Regions from separate parts of the Homo sapiens genome. Here region 1 is linked to region 2. Evidence: chromatin contacts called from ENCODE Hi-C data. All regions are on one chromosome and are shown on one strand. Each heading gives the region's core, a stretch centred on a gene start or an enhancer-like site at or near the end of the contact. The rest is flanking DNA. Distances are from core to core; before and after follow the strand shown.

Region 1 (5,573 bases), core at 2,796-5,295, 350 kb after region 2:
ATGACTTATGGAAACAATAAAAGTCCCTTGGGAAAACTGGCCTCATACCTTGTCTACACAGTTTCTGTACAGGATTCCTGACCTGTGGTAAGTAAAGAATGTCACTTTCTGACAGGCCCAGGAGCCCCAAGTTTATCATGGAACCTCAAGAGGAGAGGAATTCCCATAGGCATTTGATGGTACAAATCCATCTATGGCTGGGCTCAGCTTCAAAAAAGTCTTATCTGAGATTCTTTCTATGGAACGAAGTTCCATCAAAGTCAATTTAAAAGCCTATGTAAAAAAAATTATTCTTGCTGCACTGTATACAAATACTCAGTCCAAGTATAATAAAGCAAATCTGTCCTATCATGATTTGTCTTTAGTAGAAATGGGAACCTGGAGAGAGAAAATTGTTTCAAAAATTATAGTACATCTGTTGTTAGATTCTAGTCTTGCCTAATGTTTTTCCATTTATATTATTTTCTGCAGTTTGGACTAAATTCTAATTTCTCTTGGCTACAAGTCTTCTTTTTTTAGTTGTTTTTGAGACAGAGTCTCGCTGTTGCCCAAGCTGGAGTTCAGTGGCATGATCTTGCAATCTCAGTTCACTGCAACCTCCGCCACCCGGATTCAAGTGATTCTCCTGCCTCAGCCTCCCAAGTAGCTGGGATTACAGATGCCCGCCACCTTACCCAGCTAATTTTTGTATTTTTAGTAGAGACAGGGTTTCAACATGTTGGCCAGGCTGGTCTTGAACTCCTGACCTCAGGTGATGTGCTCACCTTGGCCTCCCAAAGTGCTGGGATTACAGGTGTGAGCCACCATGCCTGCCCCTACGAGTCTTCAAAATAATGTTTCAATTTTTTTCTTATCTTTTCCCCCAATTTTTCCTAATTTGGAGTCACTGAAAACTAAGCTGTGCTTTTTTAAAGCCCTGCAAACTGAAGCTAGACAATTTAAACTTCCGAAGAAAATAACAGCAATCTATTTACATATATAAGCCACTTTCTGAAGTCCATGTGTAGACTTCAGAGTAATATGACTTAGGCTGGACACAGTGGCTCACACCTGTAATCTCAGCACTTTGGGAGGCTGACGTGGGCAGATCACCTGAGATTAGGAGTTTGAGACCAGCCTGGCCAACGTGGCAAAATCCTGTCTCTACTAAAAATACAAAAATTAGCCAGGCGTGGTGGCACATGCCTGTAATCCCAGCTACTTGGGAGGCTGAGGCAGGAGAATCACTTGTACCCAGGAGGTGGAGGTTGCAGTGAGCCGAGACCGTGCCCCTGACTCCAGCCTGGTTGATAAGAGCAAAACTCTGTCTCAAAACAAACAAATAACAAACAAACAACCAAAATGGAGTAATGTGGCCTATACAGATTTTCCAGGATTGTTCTTTTGTTTGTTGTTGTTCTTCTCCCTTCTTCCCCCTATTTTCTTTTCATAGGATGTGAGGCTTCACAAGCTGCTAAAAATAAGCTTTCCTAATAACTTGGCACCTACCTGTCTAGGAATAAACCACCCTAGCCATGAGAGATCAGATGAAACCTGAGACCAGAAACTCATTTTCTTCTAAAATGATTTCTCCAAAAGATTTTTAAATAGAAAAGGGGGTAAATGTGAAAGGAAAATAAATCTTGGGACCCCAAAATCACTAAGCTAAAGGGAAAAGTCAAGCTGGGAACTGCTTAGGGCCAAACTGCCTCCCATTCTATTCAAACTCACCCCTCTGCTCACTGAGATAAATCCAAATCTGATTGCCTCCTTTGGAGAGGCTAATCAGAAACTCAAAGAAGGCAACCATTTGTCTTTTATCTACCTATGACCTGGAAGCCCCCTCCCCACTTTGAGTTGTCCTGCCTTTCTTGACTGAACCAATGTTCATCTTACATATGTTGATTGATGTCTCATGCCTCCCTACAATGTATAAAACCAAGCTGTGCTCTCACCACCTGGGCACATGTCATCAGGGACTCTTGAGGCTGTGTCACAGGTGGATGTCCTCAAAATCGGCAAATTAAACTTTCTTTTTTTTCTTTTTTTCTTTTTCTTTTTCTTTTTTCTTTTTTTTTTTTGAGATGGAGTCTCGCTCTGTCACCCAGGCTGGAGTGCAGTGGCGCGATCTCGGCTCACTGCAAGCTCCGCCTCCTGGGTTCTCGCCATTCTCCTGCCTCAGCCTCCGGAGTAGCTGGGACTACAGGCGCCCGCCACCCCGTCCGGCTAATTTTTTGTATTTTTAGTAGAGACGGGGTTTCACTGTGTTAGCCAGGATGGTCTCTATCTCCTGACCTCGTGATCCGCCCACCTCGGCCTCCCAAAGTGCTGGGATTACAGGCTTGAGCCACCGCGCCCGGCCAGCAAATTAAACTTTCTAAATTAACTGAGACATGTCTCAGATATTCAGGGTTCACATTGTTTTCTCGTTTTATTCCGATGTCGGGTTATGCCTCTCAAAGGCATGCTCCACTCTGAAATATTAAGGGAGCGAGTTTACTTCTCTCTCCTCAAGGCACTGCTGCAACCCTAGTAATAACTGCTAATGAAAATTATAAGCTCTGGTTTGCTGAGACCAAGAGAATGGGGTGTGGCTGTCCATGCATAATAGAACCAACTAAGCTCAATGATCAGTTTTGAAGTCTTTTATTATGAACATTTTCAAACATCCACAAAAATAAAATAATGAAGTGAACCCTCCTATCCCCTGCATTTGCCCATCATCCAGAGGCAGGTTTTTTTTTGTTTTGTTTTTTTGGCTCTTGTTGCCCAGGCTGGAGTGCAATGGCATGCTCTTGGCTCACTGCAACCTCCGCCTGCTGGGTTCAAGTGATTCTCTTGCCTCAGCCTCCCGAGTAGCTGGGATTACAAGCACCCGCCACCACACCCAGCTAATTTTTGTATTTTTAGTACAGACGGGGTTTTGCCATGTTGGCCAGGCTGGTCTCGAACTCCTGACCTCAGGTAATCCACCCGCCTCAGCCTCCCAAAGTGCTGGGATTACAAGTGTGAGCCACTGCACCCAGCCCGGGGCAATTTTTTTTAATGCCAAAGACATTGAATCACCTGCAAAAATTCTAGTACTGCTGCTGCAAAATGCAAAGGGGCTGGAGACAGCGGTCCCCTCCTCACAAATGGACTTCCAAGAGTACCAATTAGACTTTAGAGTCTGACTAATGACACACTCAAAAGATAATTATAGCAAAATATCTTGGCCAGTTGATATGCAATTTTGGTTTTGATCTTCTTGCCTCAGCCTGCCAAGTAGCTGGGACTACAGAATCCTGCTACTATGCCTGGCTAATTTTTGTATTTTTTTTTTTTGTAGAGATAGGGTTTCACTATGTTGTTCAGGCTGGTCTTGATCTCCTGGGCTCAAGGAACCCACCTGGCTTGGCTTCCCAAAGTGCTGGAATTACAGGTGTGAGCCACTGTGCCCAGCCACAAGACACTTTTTTTTTTGGCGGCAGGGGAGGGGGTTGAGGGGGCGGGGGGCGCAGGCTGTAGAAATGTATGTACAATATAATTTCTTTTTTCTTTTTTTTTGAGACAGGGTCTTGCTCTGTCACTGAGGCTGGAGTGCGGTGGTATGATCTTGGCTCACTGCAACCTCCGCCTCCCGGGTCCAGGTGGTTCTCCTGCCTCACACTCCTGAGTAGCTGGGATTATAGACATGTGCCACCACACTCGGCTAATTTTTTTTTTTTGTATTTTTAGAAGAGATGGGGTTTCACCATCTAGGCTACTACCTGCTAGGCTGGTCTCGAACACCTGGCCTCAAAGTGATCTGCCTGCCTCGGCCTCCCAAAGTGCTGAGATTACAGGTGTGAGCCACTGTGCCTGGCCTGTACAATATAATTTTATAATTTATAATGATATTATATTCTCTTTTTTAAAAAGAGGAGTTTACTAAAGCATTGAATAGTATGAATAAGATGAAAAGAATATGTCTAATAAAAATTTTTAAAATTTCTCTACCTTCTGTGGAGAGGTGAGCAACATTAATTACTGTTTGATCCTATCTGGGCCCCTTTCTCTGACTCCTCCCCACCCATCTGTTCCCCAGAGCCATCTGCATCACGTTGCAGGTATTTGAACACTTCCCCTTTGACTTTCACAAGACTCAAGACAGGCTTTGCAACTGCAAGGGGCTTGATTAAAGTTTTTGGAGGAGCTAAATAAAAATCAAGCAAGCAGCTTGAATTTATATGCACTCGAATTCAAGAACAAGAGCCTATAAAAACAATGTTAATTTTTTTCCTTATCTATACTGGCCTTCTTCTCAACTTGTTCTAATAGTGCGATACCAGCAAAATACAAATTTACTTTCATTTTCTTGTAGCTGATTTAGAAACTCTACTTACAGATCTGATTCTTTGAGCGTTGGTGGCATAAATAATGCAAGAGTGCTTTTCTTCTGTGTAGGGGTTGACAAGCTTTTTTTGTAAAGGATCAGATAATACCAGCTTTAGGCTTTGCAGGCCATTTGGTCTCTGTTGCAACTACTCAAATTTGCTGTTGTAATGCTAAAGCAGCTAGTGACAATTCATAAACAAATGGGCATGGCTGTGTTCCAGTGAAAGTTTATTTACAAAAACAAGTGGAGGGTCGGATATGGCCCTGGGACTGTTCACCGACTCTTATTCTGTGCCATCAACTGAAGTTGTTGAGGCTTCATGCAACTGCCTAAGAGCTAGGTAGTCAGTACAATGTGGCTTTCTGTGGAAGGGCAAAAGCGTGTGCATCTAATGTCGTGGGAATTCACCTCAAGCCACACCTTGAACAGGAAAACTGATTTTGGACTCTGGCTAGAGGAGATGTCATTTTTCCCGTTTACTGGAAGTGTAGGGTGAAACTTTATTCTCAGGGATAAACATGGTTTGGGGGCCATTCCCTTCAATGGCTCATATACTTGTTCTCATGTTTCCACTGGAAAATCTGCTCAAATGCCCAGTTTTGAGAAAATATGCCTGTTTCCTATATCCCTTCACTTCTCCCCATGTTTAGAGGTGAGCTTATCTGTTAAGCTGACACAAAGGAATGAACTTGTGCCTATCCTCTCTCCTTTTGGGGATGCTCTGCTCAAGGGACAGGTATGCTCTCTTCCCACTGTCTTTCTGCACAACACATGGGAAGTGGGCCCTAAACCTGCCCAGATAGATCTGGAAGGCCATCATACTATAGCCTCACTTTTGGGGCTTGATAGTTGTGCAAAGCAACAATACCTCTTTTACCTGCACAGGTAAGTTTCTTCTTTGCAGCCCCAGATTCTCCCACAGGTGGGTCACCCCAATGTCTAGGCTTTAAGGGAATAGTAGGAAGTCTGTTGACATAGATCCCAGCCACATTGTTCAATGAGCACAGTGTAGCATTATGACTACTTATAATAAAGGTGATATTGTGATTAGCCACGTGACTCCTTGGGAGAAAAGAGTTAATGCAGCAGGTCTGGTTGCTTTCTTCTTGTGTGTCTCCAAGAGAACTATGTTTGACCCTTCACCACCCCCTAGAAATGTGGCCCTCCAAGTGTTCCTTGTGTTGGTGATTGACGGACTTTGTTATATATTCCTGGAGGGATGGACCATGCCATGCTG
Region 2 (5,407 bases), core at 530-3,029:
GCAAACCATGAAGCTCCTGTGTGTGGTGATGGGGACCCGGTGATGATGTTGTGATCTGTTTTGTTTTTTGTTGGAGACTAGATTTGGGATGGGGTTTCAAGGGACTTGGAGTCCAAGTTGACCTGTTTAGGTGCCAGGCAGAGCAGAGGCACTAAAACTATCTGGGCAGGGAGGATGAAAAGATCAGTGTCGGCAGAAAGATCAATCTGGGGCATCGTAGAAAATGGATTGAATGGTGCCATACCAGAGGTTCAAGGCAGCCAGGGCAGTGTTGCACAAGTCCTAGACTAAACTAGGATGGTGGCTGTGCAAAAGAAAAGGGAGAGATGGAGACTAATTTCAGAAGAGCCTTGATAGACTTAAGATATCAAGGAAGAGGTGGCAAAGTGTTAAATGTTTAGCAGAATAGCTCAACCCTGGAGCCAGGTACCCTGCATTTAGTACTGCTAATGTTCTAATACCAGTACTGCTGCTTATGAGCTTGTGTGACCTTGAGTGAATGACTTAATCTTTCTGTCCTGTTTCTTCCTCTATCACATAACAATGAATGACAAAGTAGTGCCTCTCTCACAAGGCTGTCATGAAGGTTAAAGGAGTCAATATTTGTAAAGATCTTACAATAGTATTCAGCACAGAATATATGCTTGCTATTTTTTATCTTTTAAATCTGGATGGTTGGTACGTTGGTGTCTGTTACGTTATTTTTTGGTGTTTGAATATTTTAAAGCATGACCTTAAAATAATGTACTTTCAAAACAGTCTTGCTAAGCAGTGCTTCTTAAAGCTTAACATGCATGTGAAATGTTTGGCAGTCTTGTGAAAATGCAGGTTCTGGTTCAGTAGGTCTCAGGCGGTACTCAATGGTCTGTGTTTGTAGCAAGCTCCCAGGTGGTCTGGTGCCGCGGGTCTGCCGGCCACTCCTTGAGTAGCAAAGTTGTTAAGGAACGGAGTTCCATCACGGTGTTTCTAGGATTGTTCTGGTTGTCTTTTGCCACATAACAAATCATCCAAACCTAGAAGCTAAAACGAAAATGATTTATGTTCTATGCTGTTGTTGTTATTATTATCTCTTGCAGTTCAGCTATGTAGTTCTTGGGATCTGTCACAAGCTGGTGGTTAGATGTAGCTGGGGCAAGAGTCAAGAGTCATCCTGAAGGCTTCCTCCCCCTCGTGTCCGGTGGTAGATGCTGGCTGGCTGTTGGGACCTCAGCTGGGGCTGTCAGCGAGAACATCTCCCCAGGGCATCTCCATGTGGCAAGGGGCTCTTCACAGCTCAGCAGCTGTATCTCAAGACAGAGAACCAGGCAGAAGATGTATTACCTTTTCTTGCCCAGCCTCCAAGTCTCACAGCATCGCTTCTGCCACCTTCTATGTATTAGAAGCAAGGCACTAAGGCCAGCCCATATGCAAGGGTAGCGCAGTGAGACTCCGTGTCTTTTTTTTTTTTTTTTGAGACAGAGTTTCATTCTGTTGCCCAGGCTAGAGTGCAGTGGCACGATCTTGGCTCACTGCAACCTCCACTTGCTGGGTTCAAGTGATTCTTGTGCCTCAGACTCCCGAGTAGCTGTGACTACAGGCAGGCGCCACCACACCCAGCTAATTTTTGTATTTTTAGTGGAGATGGGATTTCACCATATTGGCCACGCTGGTCTCAAACTCCTGAATTCAGGTGATCTGCCCGCCTTGGCCTCCCAAAGTGTTGGGGTTACAGGCGTGAGCCACCGCACTTGGCTGAGACTCCATGTCTTGAAGGGAGAAGTGTCAAAGAATTTTTAGACATGTCTCAAAACCACCACAATGGCCTGCTTAAGGAAGCTCTGGGAGGAACAGAAAGTGGTGGATGAGTCAACCAGGGAAAGTTGACTTTGTTGTGTTTAAATTTGTGGGTTTGGGGTACCATGAAGACCACTTGAAGTTATTCTCCAACAGGCAGGATGGTGTGTGAGTATCTGAGTATCTATCTCTCACACCAGATCATAAGCTTCTTGAAAGCAAGGACTTGGTCTTTTTCTCTGCAATAGTTCTGGTGTCTACCACAGTGCTTGGCACACAAAAGTGACCCAAACAATGTTTGTTTGATGAGGGAATGAATAAATGAATGAATGAATGAATGGTAAAGGATTTAGGACTGAGGCTGTGTGGTCTGAAGAAGAAAGGATACTGGAATTCTGGAAATCTCTCCCAGAACAGTCCTCTCTGGCACTTCTCCCAGGGAGAGGGACTCCTGCATTTGCTCAGAGGCCACCATGGCCCTGGGGGTCTGGCCTGCCTGCTTTGCAACTTGAGGCCCTCGCGTACCCCATAGGCTGTGGAAGGCCTGGATCTGCTGGGAAACCTCCTTCTTCCACTAAATGGAAACTGGAATTCCAGGAGAAAGCAAAAATCAACAAGAGCTATTTTGATTATAATGATATCTCATTTCTAAGCAGCTCTCTCTATTTCCTGTTTATAGCCCAAACTGAGAGCAGAAGCGACTAGATCTCTCAGTGAAAGGTTTTCTCCGAAGACGTCTAGCTATATCATCAACAGGAAACAGTACTCTCCCAAGACAAAAGTCCCTGTCTCTGGCCACTCTGTTGGGTTTCATTGCACCCTACAAAGGGAGGTGGGAAACCTGGGTTTCTGAAAGAGGCCCTGATTTTGTGTTAGCCTTCAGCATCTACCACTTGTACCCAGCTCCCAGTCCCCCAAATTTCTGGGGACTCCATGTGAAATCAATGCACAGGAATTGTGGGGGGAAGCCCTAAGGAGTCCAGCCGCGATTTTCAGCGCGATTTTCAGGGCAGCTACATTTCACTTCAAAACTCCCAGTAAGTCTGCCACTAAGACCCCTGGAAAGGCTGGCTATGTCAGCCCTCTGTCTTCATTAGAAGAATCTCAGGATTTCTTCCAGTGACAGAACATGATCCTCAGATTCCAGGGAGTGACCCCAGACCCAGTTCCTCTCCGGGCTATAAAACTGTGGAGTGTGACACAGACAGAGAGACTGTGGTAATTTAGAGACTAAGAAAAAAACTGACTAGAAAGCAACTGAACAGAACAGCTGCAGGAATGTAAAATGCAAGACCCTCTGATCTGACAGTCTTTTCCTGCACCTCTACAAATGTGCGTGCACACACACACACACACACACACACGACTCCCAGAAAGGACCCTCTGAAGACAGGACATTTCAGCTGACATCTGAAAGATGAGGAAGGCAGCCATGCCAAGAGTATTCCAGAAAGAAGGAACAGGGTTTGCAAAAGCTCAGCAGCTCCACAGCTGCTGGTCTGGGCCAAATAGGACAGACAGCCTGTGGCTCTCCCCACACCTTGTGCTTCCTCACTCAGCCACTGTGAGTCTCCTCTCGCCTGAAACAGTCTCCCGCTCTGTCCTAACCTTCCAGCATCTTTCTCATTCACTCTGTCTCCTGAATATCACCCACAAAGGGTAGCAGTATCAGTCTTGGTCCACACACTTATGCAAGAAGTGCCACTTTGTTTTCTTTAAATCAAGTGATATCAGACTCTGTACCCCAAGGCTGCTGGTCTGGCAGGCAGTTCAAACTCAGTCGTTCACGGGGCTCTCTCCCACCCAAGGTCATGCAAAGGTGACATGCTCATCTTGGGGAAGGCCCATCATCACTGGTTCTCACTGGATTTATCCTTGGGTGTGCATTGTCCTGGTTTTCAGAGCCCCTTCAGGGCTGAAGTCTGTGTGGCTTCTGAGCCAAGCTTGGAGACAGGAGCCTTGGCAGAGGCTGGGAGCCTGGAATCAGCATCCAGCTTCCCTGCTTACACCACAGTGTAGCACTCCCACATCCTCACCCCACCCCACCCCAAGTGCAGCCTACAGCCCCTCCCCTCTACTGCTTCTGGGAGAAAGTGCACCCCTCCCCGAACCCCACCAGGATGCCTAGCTTCATCTCTTTAGTGAACTTTTGGCTTTTGCAAAAGACCTGAAGGCCCATTGACCAAAAGTAGCCTCTGCCCAGGCAAGGGAGCACAAAACCCACTCATCTTCTAGAAATGGACTGGAGAGTGCAACACAGGAAGTGCCCACACAGATGTTTCCTAGACCTTGCCTTTAGGGTCCCTCTGTTCTCAGGGATGCAGTCTATCCAGCCCTGGGAACTTGAACTCCCTGAGAACAATGTCCCTCTCTATCTATGGTAAAGGATTAGGTTTTGTTTTTTTTCTTTTAAGCTTCCAGTTCATCTCAGAACAGTACTTTTGTAAAGTACAATGAAAGTGAATGATGAGAAAAGTAAAATTTTTGAAAGACACACAGAATACAGGTACTGATTTTTTATTATTAGATTCAATAAATTGTTATTAAGGGTTCTAAACATATTCTTTCCATTTCTGCACTCACTTGGTCACCGATCAGTAACCAACTGTGGAGGGACACGGATTGGTGGGCCACTCACTTTGAGGAGCGCTGCCTTAGAGCACTCAGGAGGGAGCAGTGAGTCCTTCTTCACCTCTAGAAATGTGGAGCTTAGTGAACTGTAGAATCTTCAAGGGGTTAGGGTAGAAGCTGGAAACAAGGACAGCCTTTACCTAGTGAGCCAAGAAACTAAAATCCAGCCTCCTCTTACAACTACTTACAATGCAAAAAGAATTACAGTGTAGGACTATGGAGCCTGCCTCTGGGGCAGGCTGCCTGGTGATACATTCAGCACTGCCACTTACTGCCTTGACCCAGGATGAGTTAATAGCTCACAGCCTCAGTTTACTCATCTGTCCAATTAGGATAGTAGTACTATCTCATAGGGTTTTTGTAAAGACTGAAGTTAATAAGTGCATAATCACATAGAGTTGCTCTTGGAAAATAGTAAGTGCCTGTGAATATTAAAAATTTCCTGGCCAGGTGCCGGGGCTCATGCCTGTAATCCCAGCACTTTGGGAGGCCAAGGCAGAAGAATTACTTGAGCCTAGGAGTTTTGAGACCAGCCTGGGCAACATAGGGAGACCCTGTGTCTACAAAAAAAATTTAAAAAATTATCTGGGCATGGTGGCATACACCTGTAGTCCCAGCTACTCAGGTGGATGAGGTGGGAGGATTGCTCAAGCCCAGGAGGCCGATCACACCACTACACTGCAGCCTGGGCAACAGAGCAAGACCCTGTCTCAAATAAAATAAAATAAAAGTTTCCTTAGAAAGAAAGCTTCAGGAGGTTAGGGATCTTTATTTCCTGATGTTTCCCAAATGCCTAGAACCATGCCTGGCACATAGCAGTGCTCAGTAAATATCAGTGAATGAATCCATCTCCTTATCCAATGCTGAACTTCAGGCTTCCATGTTTATCCCACTCTTAGTCCCTTTTTTTTTTTTTTTTTTTTTTTTTTTTTTTACAGAGAAAAGGGGTCTGTTTGCTCTTTGTGTTCTTTGTGTTCATAGTGTTTCCAAGCCCCAGGCCATT

The links. A loop is a pair of places that touch in the nucleus more often than their neighbours do. Pooled maps may share reads with other maps.
Region 1: a loop to region 2 is called in a map with no recorded cell type, with 3 times the contacts of the local background. The contact joins two enhancer-like sites. A Hi-C loop is called at or near these places in 3 of 37 single-sample maps with no recorded cell type and 2 of 50 pooled maps.

What each region holds. Positions count from the first base shown.
Region 1 is chr9:110,312,391-110,317,963 of GRCh38, forward strand. All of the region lies in intron 4 of TXNDC8 (thioredoxin domain containing 8), which reads right to left. It overlaps LOC124902246 (a long non-coding RNA gene), which reads left to right. Exons shown (of 2, transcript XR_007061729.1): 2 at 1-45. Among named protein-coding and RNA genes, the nearest start is that of TXNDC8, 23 kb to the right of the region's middle. Within about 2 kb of position 4,046, at least 2 of the 41 ENCODE cell types and tissues checked have a DNase peak (open chromatin) inside an H3K27ac peak, as active enhancers do.
Region 2 is chr9:109,965,977-109,971,383 of GRCh38, forward strand. The region is part of intron 6 of PALM2AKAP2 (PALM2 and AKAP2 fusion); the gene reads left to right. Among named protein-coding and RNA genes, the nearest start is that of PALM2AKAP2, 190 kb to the left of the region's middle. RefSeq lists enhancers at 822-921, 1,602-1,651, 1,662-1,781, 2,172-2,241. Within about 2 kb of position 1,780, at least 9 of the 41 ENCODE cell types and tissues checked have a DNase peak (open chromatin) inside an H3K27ac peak, as active enhancers do.